Linked DNA regions of Homo sapiens: regions 1 and 3 are each linked to region 2. The links are chromatin contacts, found by Hi-C or POLR2A ChIA-PET in ENCODE. All regions are on one chromosome and are shown on one strand. Each heading gives the region's core, a stretch centred on a gene start or an enhancer-like site at or near the end of the contact. The rest is flanking DNA. Distances are from core to core; before and after follow the strand shown.

Region 1 (2,700 bases), core at 201-2,700, 290 kb before region 2:
ATCCTCCTGCGTCAGCCTCCCAAAGTGCTGAAATTACAAGCGTCAGCCACCATGCCGGGACTGGAAGCCTACAATTCTAAATTGTACTGATGAATATAGAGAGGAAAAAAAATGAATAAACAAAATTCTTAGAACCAAATGATTATAATGAGACTGGGAAAAAATTATTTGAAATCTGACAGTTATATATTGAAACAAAATAAAAGCATTTATAAAGTCCTGGATGCAATTTAAAATAAAAAGAATATTGGCTGGGAGTGGTGGCTCATGCCTGTAATCCCAGCACTTTGGGAGGCCGAGGCGGGCAGATCACGAGGTCAGGAGTTCGAGACCAGCCTGGGCAACATGGTGAAACGCCGTCTCTAAAAATACAAAAATTAGCTGGACGCAGTGGTGTGCACCTGTAGTCCCAACTACTTGGGAGGCTGAGGCAGGAGAATCGCTTGAACCCGGGAAGCAGAGGTTGCAGTGAGCCGAGATCATGCCACTGCACTCCAGCCTGGGTGACAAGAGTGACACTGTGTCTCAAAAAAAAAAAAATTATATTGGTCAGGTGTGGTGGCTCACGTCTGTAATCCCAGCACTTTGGGAGGCCAAGGCAGGAGGATCACTTAAGGCCAGGAGTTCGAGACCAATCTGGGCAACAAAGAGAGACCCCTCCCCAACCCCATTTCTACAAAATTAAAAATTAGCTGAGCACGGTGGCTTGTGCCTGTAGTCCTGGCTACATTCAATAATTACTAAGAATATTCTAGGCTAGGGTTTTTCAGAGTGTGGTGCATGGCAATCTGTGTCAGAATTCCTTCAGGTGCTTCCTACTGAATTAGAAGCTCCAGGGCCCGGAAATCCGCATTTTAAACTAGCTCCGTAGGCGATTTGGATTCACACTAAAGACTGAGGACCACACTGTTCTAGGCACTGTTAGGTGCTGGGACCTAACACGAAACAAGGTAGACGTGGTTCCTGATTTCCCAGTATGCTCATATAGGGGTTGGTCGCATTAGTGATATGGGTGCTAGAATGGAAGAAGTAAGATCACATAGCAGGTGCGCCTAGTTCAGACTGAGGAGGGATCTGCAGCTCTAGAGACGTCTGTACTTCAGAGAAATACAGGAGCTGTCAGCTCGTGGAGGCGAAGGGCAGCCGTGGCCGTGAACAAAATGGCCAGGAGGAGGGCATCGTGTGTGAAGCGGGCTAAGGACCGAATTGTGAAAGACCCCAAACCACCCAGCCTTCCATCCCCCAAGATATCCGTCTTTGCCTTCGCTGGCCTTCCTCTGCGGAGCTACGCCCGCGCCCAGGGTGGCGGAGCCGCGCATCAACACCCTCTCGCCTCGGGACAGTCTTCCGACTCAGCCTTCTAGAGCAAGGCGAGGCGGGGCGGGGCTCAACCGAGGCCCTCCCCGGCTGCCCGGAGACTGCGCCGGACGCGCCAGCCCTGCGGGATGACGTCAGCGCGCCGCGCGCGCCGAGGGAGGAGCGGGCGCCGGGGGCCGGCTGGCGCGGGGGCTCCGGTAACCCGGGCTGGGCGGGGGAGAGGAAGGGGCGGGGCAGGGAGCCCGCCAGAGTGCGGGGTCGCGGTGCGGACTTCGAGCACGAGCCCTAAAGACGCTCAGCACTCGTCGCTTCTCCTAGCAGACCCTGCCCGGCTTGGCGATGGAGTTTCCGGACCTCGGCGCTCACTGTTCGGAGCCGAGCTGTCAGCGCTTGGGTGAGGGGCGGAGCGCGCGGGGGGCGGGGCCCAGCGGACAGGGACTTTGAACCGCAGGTTGGGAGGGAAGGGTGGGCTCCCAGGCTGGCAATGCCGGGGGGCGGGGCTTGAAGCTGGGGGGGGGTGGTCAGCGGCAGAGGGGGCGTGGCCAAGGAGGTAATGGGCTTGGGAAGGGGCGGTGTGTCGAAAATAGGGTGGCGTTTTCCTTCCCGAGTGGAAGACTTGAGTGAGAGAGAAGGACATCGAGGTCCCGCTGGACCTGCAATCCGACCAACTCTTTGCAGATTTTCTGCCGCTTAAGTGTGATGCCTGCTCAGGCATCTTCTGCGCAGACCATGTGGCCTACGCCCAGCATCACTGTGGATCTGCTTACCAAAAGGTGAGGGGGCGATCCTCAGGGTGAAAGCAGGCAGATGGAGAATGCGTGCAGAATCCCCCAAATCTGTGTCTCACGTTTCTTCTCCCTTTTGTCCTTCTGAGGCTGTCAGTGCTGGGAAACACTGTTTTTTTGCGTGTTTGTGGTGGGTCATATCCAAGTTCTTTCAGGACCAGAGATTTGTTGGACTGGAGTGGGCCACAGACTGACCCTTGCTCCTTGACTACAGGATATCCAGGTACCTGTGTGCCCTCTCTGTAATGTGCCTGTGCCTGTGGCCAGAGGGGAGCCCCCTGACCGTGCTGTGGGAGAGCACATTGACAGAGACTGTCGCTCTGATCCAGCACAGCAAAAACGTAAGGTAAACATTGTAGGGGTCAGCCACAACCCAGCTGGGACTACGGATGCCTGGAAACCCAAACAGCTAATCAGAGTCTCAGCAGAGACAACCTTCTCACTTCACCTCAGATCTTCACCAATAAGTGTGAACGCGCTGGCTGCCGGCAGCGAGAAATGATGAAACTGACCTGTGAACGCTGTAGCCGAAACTTCTGCATCAAGCACCGGCATCCACTGGACCATGATTGCTCTGGGGAGGGGCACCCAACCAGCC
Region 2 (2,700 bases), core at 183-2,682:
ACCGCGAGATGTGTGAACATTCAGGGGCTTTCGCCCGCCTTATCTCTCTTGATCCTCTATTCGACCCCGAGAAGTAGGAGAGGCAGGGATAAGTCCCTTTAACAGCCAAGGAGATGAAACCAGAGAGGCTAATGATTTGCTCAACGTCACACTGCGAGTTTAAATGCATCTGTATTTAGTGCCGGGTATTAGCCGGTGAGGTGATGCCCTGCCTCATCTCCGGGTCCTTCACGGGGTTTCGCTCCCCTTTCCTTCCGCTAGTCCCGACGAAGATTCAAAAGGGACCCGACAACACTAAGGCGCGCAAAGGCACCACCGTGACGCTGACTGCGGAGATCCTGGGAGAGCCTGCGCCCGACGTAGGCTGGACCAAGGACGGGGAGGACATCGAGGAGGATGACAGGCGAGGGCCGGGACCTGCGGCACGGCCAGGGCCTGGGGCTGGAACCTGGGTGGGACTGAGCCCAGAAATCTGGCTGGAGTGACGGGGGCGGGGACTGGGCAGCGAGGAACAGAGCTGGCTAAGGAGCCCCGCCCAGTGCGCCCGTGTACTGACCACGGCTCCGCCCTCCTCCCCGCCGCCCTTCCGCAGGGTGTTCTTCGAGATCGGCAGCACCACCACGACGCTGACCATTCGCCGGGCCACGCCTCAGGACAGCGGCAAGTACGAGGTGTACGTGGAGAACAGCCTGGGCATGGACCAGAGCTTCGCTCGCGTCGACGTGGCCTGAACGGCACCCCCGGACCTTCCGCCCTGGCGCCGAGCCCGGGGGTGGTGGGACCCACAGCCCTCCACCAGCTTGCTTAATAAAGCTGCTCTCTGACCCTCCGCGTCTGTCCTGCTCTTCCGCGTCGCCATTCCCTCTCCCCCGCACCAGCGCCCACACGTATTCCAGACCCCCACGCCAAGGTCACAGCCTGTTGGAGTCACAGGGAGGTCTGGAGAGCGCCTAGCGCCGTGCTGCATTTCAGACAGTCAAACTGATAAGAGTTGCCCTCGCCGTCCAAGGCGCCCTCACTTCCCAGCGGTACCGCCGGCTGGGCCTGGGACTCCGCCTTCTCCGCTTTTGAGCGCCTCCAGCCCCAGCCCCTTGTGGCTGTTTGCCCCTGGCCCCGCCCCTTCCAGGGCTGGCCACACACCCCTGCTGTCCTTAGTCCCGTTTTCCTGTGGGACCCAGTTCCTCACTTCGGCTGCTGCCCCGAGGCCGATTCCCCAACAGCTCGGGTCCCAGTCTTAAGTTCCAGGCTGGGCTTCTCAGGCCCCACCCTTCTTCGCATTTAACCCCGCCCCGCGATCCCTTGGTCACACCCCTGGACTTCAGCACCTCTTTCCTCTCCCATAAAGTTAGAAAGCGGGTAAAGGGTCAGACTACAATTCCCGGCAGACCCTGCGAATGAGTTCTCGCGACTTGCGAGAAGACACGTGCGCGGAAGGAGCTTGCAGTAGCGGGCGGCAGAGCTGGAGTGAAGGGAGCTAGTGGTAAAGGGAGCTGGTGGAGGGGTGGCGGCAGGGGTAAGGGGCAGGGGACACCCTCTAGACGGAGAGCGGGCTCCGAGGTCCTGGCTGGCCCTCGGTGCGCCCGCCCCTGTGTTGGTCCCACAATCCCTGGCAATGAGAGGCCAGGGTTTATTGGACAGAGTCAGTTGTGGGGTTCAGAGGGTCAGCAATCAATCAATCCTCCGAATCCAGAGATTTAGACCCAGTCGTCCGTATTAGGACTGGAGGGGGGTCAATAGGTTCAGTGTTTGAGATGCCAAGGGAACCTGTCTTTTGATTTGGGGTTCAACATACAGAGGTTAGTTTTAGGATTCATGTTTAGCATATAGAGGATTTTTGCTGGGATTAGGGGTTCTTCAAATTCAGATCAGTGTTAGTTCAGTACTTGGGGATTACGTTCAGGATTTAAGTTAAATATCTGAGGCTCACTCAGGGTTTGCTGTCCAATATTCAGGGTTCACTATTGGGGTTCAGGGCTTAATATCTAGAATGAAGACGCAACACTTTGGGAATTTGAGGCTTCAGTATTTTGAGGTTTGGGTCTGAGAAGGGAGTCTCTGCCAGGTTTCTGAATTTGCAGAATTTGTTCATGGCCAGAGGGAAGTCTTTTAGAGATCAAATTGTGGGGTGTGAATTTCAGAATTTGGGAGGAATCACTGTGAGGTTTGAAGGCCGACTGGAATCTGGGTTGGGATTTGAGATGTGTGGGATTTGTGAGGTTCTGTCCAGGCAGGGACTATATTGAGCTTTGGGTTTACATCTTGGGGGAGGGCTAAGTGCTGCTATTTGGGGTTTGGGGTTTGGTTGGGGTGTGAGATCTGAGCTTGATTTCTCTGCTGGGATTTGAGATGTGTGGGATTTGTGAGGTGTTGGGTCCAGGCAGAGACTATATTGAGCTTTGGGTTTACATCTTGGGAGAGGGCTAAGTGTTGCTATTTGGGTTTTGGGGCTTGGTTGGGGTAGGAGATCTGAGCTTGATTTCTCTGTTGGAATTTGAAGTTTAGGTAGCAGTCACCATTATGCTCAAAGCGGTGATCCTGATTGGAGGCCCTCAAAAGGGTGAGGTGCCAGGGGAATGGGGGGAGGAGGTTGGGCTGGAGTGGTAGGCGGGATGGGGGCAGAGGAAGGCAGGAGGCCGAAATGTTCTCCTCTCTCCTCTCCCAGGAACTCGCTTCAGACCTTTGTCTTTTGAGGTGCCCAAA
Region 3 (2,700 bases), core at 3-2,502, 270 kb before region 2:
GTTTGGAAGCACTTCACAAACAAATGTTTGAGAAAAGCACATGGCCCTACCAGCTCCATGGACAGTATGTGCTCCTCTCCAGCCCTCGATGCTCTGCAGCTGCTGGAGGAGAAGATGTCAGGCCCCAGAGAGTGGGCAGTGGGGATAAAAAGGAACCCAACCCTCCCAGCCATCCACACCCCACCAAGAGGAGGCCAAGCATGGGGCAGGAAGGCTGCAGTGGGGAAGAAGCACCCTTCCAGCCCAGGACTACGAGCACTTCCTCTGGCTGTGCTAAACCGGGCCACTCTTCCAACTCCAGGGTCTCAAGAAGTAACTTAGGGACCCCATGGAGAATGAGTGGGTACAGACCTGAGGCCAGGGGCGCCTCTGGACTATTTCTCCATTGCCCTACCTTAGCCTCAGAAATGACATACTTCTCAGGGTCCACAAAACCTCAAGAGTCTTTCCTGAAGAGGACCTTTCTGGTCAACCCCTTCTCTTACTTCCCTAGCACCAAAGATCCAGCCGGTGAGCAAACCTTCTGGATGGGAAACCTTGACTGGGTCAGTGTAGACCCCCGATCCTAGGTGAATTTGTGGGTTCCCTAGGTCCTGTAAGCCAGGCATGGTCGAGGTGGTACTCACCTGTCCGTGCAGCCCCTGGGGGCCGTGGATCTTGGCCCAGCCTGGCCCCGGTGGGATTCCCTGGGCTAGTGAGAGCCCTGCCCCTCAGGGAAGTCACCACTCACAGGGTCAGTGTGGACCAGGGCCCGTGGAGCCCCGGCCGGCTGGGCCTGGGCTCAGGGGTTCCTGCGGATGTTGCAGGGATCGAGTCAGCCTTACAGCTGATAGCCCGGGTGGGTTGGCTTGCCTCCCCACACCCAGCCGCGGCGACCGTGGACCGGAGTCCACCTCGCCCCAGGGTCGCCCGGCCCCAGGCCAAGGGCTGGCAGCTCCCAACAGCGGACAACCTCGCGCGCGGCCCCGGCGCCCGCGCGCGCCCCCGTCTGCGCGCGCCAGCAATCAAAACATTCCGGCTGCGCGCCCCCGCCCCGCCGGCGGCGCCCCTTCCTCCGTTACCCGCCGCGAGCTCACTTAGGGCTCCGCAGGCACCCCTGGGCAAGGCCAGACACGGGGCCTGGGATTCCAATAACCGGTCTCACGTCTTACCTCAGGAACAGCGACCCGGGTGATTCCAGAGGCTCCGCCGGCTCCGCTCGGCTCGGCTCGGCTCGGCGCGACCCGCGGCGCTAGGCCGGGTGTCTGCCACTCACTGTCACCCGCAGCCAGGCTGGCCAATAAGCACGGGGGGCGGAGACACAACGGCCAATTCTCGGCTTCAGGGACGGGACTAAAGTCTCGAGGCGGGTCTTGGACAGTCAGCGGCCCAATAGTGTGCTCTACGTGGGGCGGGGCTCAGGTGCGGACGCCGCCGGTTGTCCTCTTCGCTGCTCCGTAGTGACGGGGATTGTTGTGTTGCAGAAATCCGGCAATCGACCTGAGGACTTGCGAGCCGCTCAGCTCCCGGGACGTTTGGTGCGTCTTCTAAGGGCGTGGGCGAGTTTACGCGGGCCAGTTGTTGCTGGTCGCATGGGTAACGAAGAAAGTTCGGCTAGGCAAGCTCAGTGATTTTTAACTCTGTTGGACTCGATTTGGGAGCCGAATGCCTATTTCATTCTTTTGTGGGCTGAGACTGGGGGTTTGAGAAAGTGGACGGGGGCCAAGGTATTCATCTCACAGTTGGTAGCAGGATGAGAGACGAGAAGTCTTGCGGTGCAGGAGAAACCAAGTCAGGCAGGCAGGAGACGCAGCAGTAGGATCTCGTTTGCAGGAGCCCTGTTTCTTACACGCTTTCTACTCCAGGAGCTGCTGCTAAATAATTTCTGCTCAGCCATGTCGCCGGCTCCAGATGCAGCCCCGGCTCCTGCGTCGATCTCCCTGTTTGACCTCAGCGCGGATGCTCCGGTCTTTCAGGGCCTGAGCCTGGTGAGCCACGCGCCTGGGGAGGCTCTGGCCCGGGCTCCGCGTACTTCCTGTTCAGGTATCCTGGAAGGTTTCGTGTGAAACGTGACAGGGCTCCTTACAGCGTATTGCCCGTTCAGGGAACACATTCTTATTGGTATTCCCGAGCTTAGGAGGCCAATTGATTTATCTTTCTGCTTGATTAAATTCACTTAATCTCTGGGTAATGTCCAGCACAGCCCTTGTTTTCAAACAAGTCTTTTTGCCATTGCATGTATCTCCTCACGTTAACACCATTCCCTTCAAAAACACTTTAAACTTTGTAGAGATAAAATTCTCAGATGTATTCCACATTTAACCAGGCCCCACTCAAATTATTCCTTTTTGCTGAATATGAAACAATTTATTATTTGTTTCGTATAGCTTTATTTTTTGAGAGTCTCGCTCTGTCGCCCAGGCTAAAGTGCAGTGGCACGATCTCCACCCACTGCAATCTCCGTCTCCCGGGTTCAAGTGATTCTCCTGCCTCAGCCTCCCGAGTAGCTGGGACTACAGGCCCGCACCACCATGCCCGGCTAATTATTGTATTTTTAGTAGAGACGGGGTTTCACCATGTTGGCCAGGCTGGTCTCAAACTCCTGGCCTCAAGTGATCCGCCTGGGTCAGCCTCCCAAAGTGCTGAGATTACAGGCATGAGCCACCGTGTCGGTCCTGTTTTGTGTAACTTTAGTTTGGCTACATCTTTTCTTGCACCTCT

Evidence for each region. Hi-C counts contacts between places; a loop is a spot of excess contacts on that map. ChIA-PET counts read pairs that join two places held with the same protein, here RNA polymerase II (POLR2A). Pooled maps may share reads with other maps.
Region 1: a map of naive thymus-derived CD4-positive, alpha-beta T cell shows a loop between it and region 2 (8-fold over the local background). The contact joins the promoter of ZFAND2B here to the promoter of GMPPA in region 2. A Hi-C loop is called at or near these places in 2 of 168 maps with a recorded cell type or tissue (both naive thymus-derived CD4-positive, alpha-beta T cell), 4 of 37 single-sample maps with no recorded cell type and 16 of 50 pooled maps. POLR2A ChIA-PET finds 5 or more read pairs at or near these places in 1 of 52 experiments (GM10248).
Region 3: a map of gastrocnemius medialis shows a loop between it and region 2 (4-fold over the local background). The contact joins the promoter of ATG9A here to the promoter of GMPPA in region 2. A Hi-C loop is called at or near these places in 1 of 168 maps with a recorded cell type or tissue (gastrocnemius medialis), 2 of 37 single-sample maps with no recorded cell type and 14 of 50 pooled maps. POLR2A ChIA-PET finds 5 or more read pairs at or near these places in 1 of 52 experiments (K562).

The regions. Positions count from the first base shown.
Region 1 is chr2:219,205,332-219,208,031 of GRCh38, forward strand. ZFAND2B (zinc finger AN1-type containing 2B) reads left to right here and starts at 1,451. Exons shown (of 9, transcript NM_138802.3): 1 at 1,451-1,711; 2 at 1,996-2,090; 3 at 2,317-2,448; 4 at 2,556-2,700. The coding sequence starts at 1,657. RefSeq lists enhancers at 1,043-1,292, 2,410-2,700 and a silencer at 1,343-1,742.
Region 2 is chr2:219,497,459-219,500,158 of GRCh38, forward strand. It overlaps GMPPA (GDP-mannose pyrophosphorylase A), which reads left to right and starts at 1,433. Exons shown (of 13, transcript NM_013335.4): 1 at 1,433-1,480; 2 at 2,498-2,557; 3 at 2,663-2,700. The coding sequence starts at 2,518. SPEGNB (SPEG neighbor) reads left to right here. Exons shown (of 5, transcript NM_001286811.2): 4 at 262-403; 5 at 593-829. The coding sequence ends at 731. The region is part of intron 1 of ASIC4-AS1 (ASIC4 antisense RNA 1); the gene reads right to left. RefSeq lists enhancers at 1-490, 491-1,308, 1,313-1,502 and a silencer at 403-482.
Region 3 is chr2:219,228,384-219,231,083 of GRCh38, forward strand. ATG9A (autophagy related 9A) reads right to left here and starts at 1,253. Exons shown (of 16, transcript NM_001077198.3): 1 at 1,152-1,253; 2 at 51-102. ANKZF1 (ankyrin repeat and zinc finger peptidyl tRNA hydrolase 1) reads left to right here and starts at 1,423. Exons shown (of 14, transcript NM_018089.3): 1 at 1,423-1,517; 2 at 1,845-2,022. The coding sequence starts at 1,875. RefSeq lists enhancers at 193-741, 742-1,289, 1,290-1,837, 1,508-1,617 and silencers at 968-1,017, 1,228-1,357.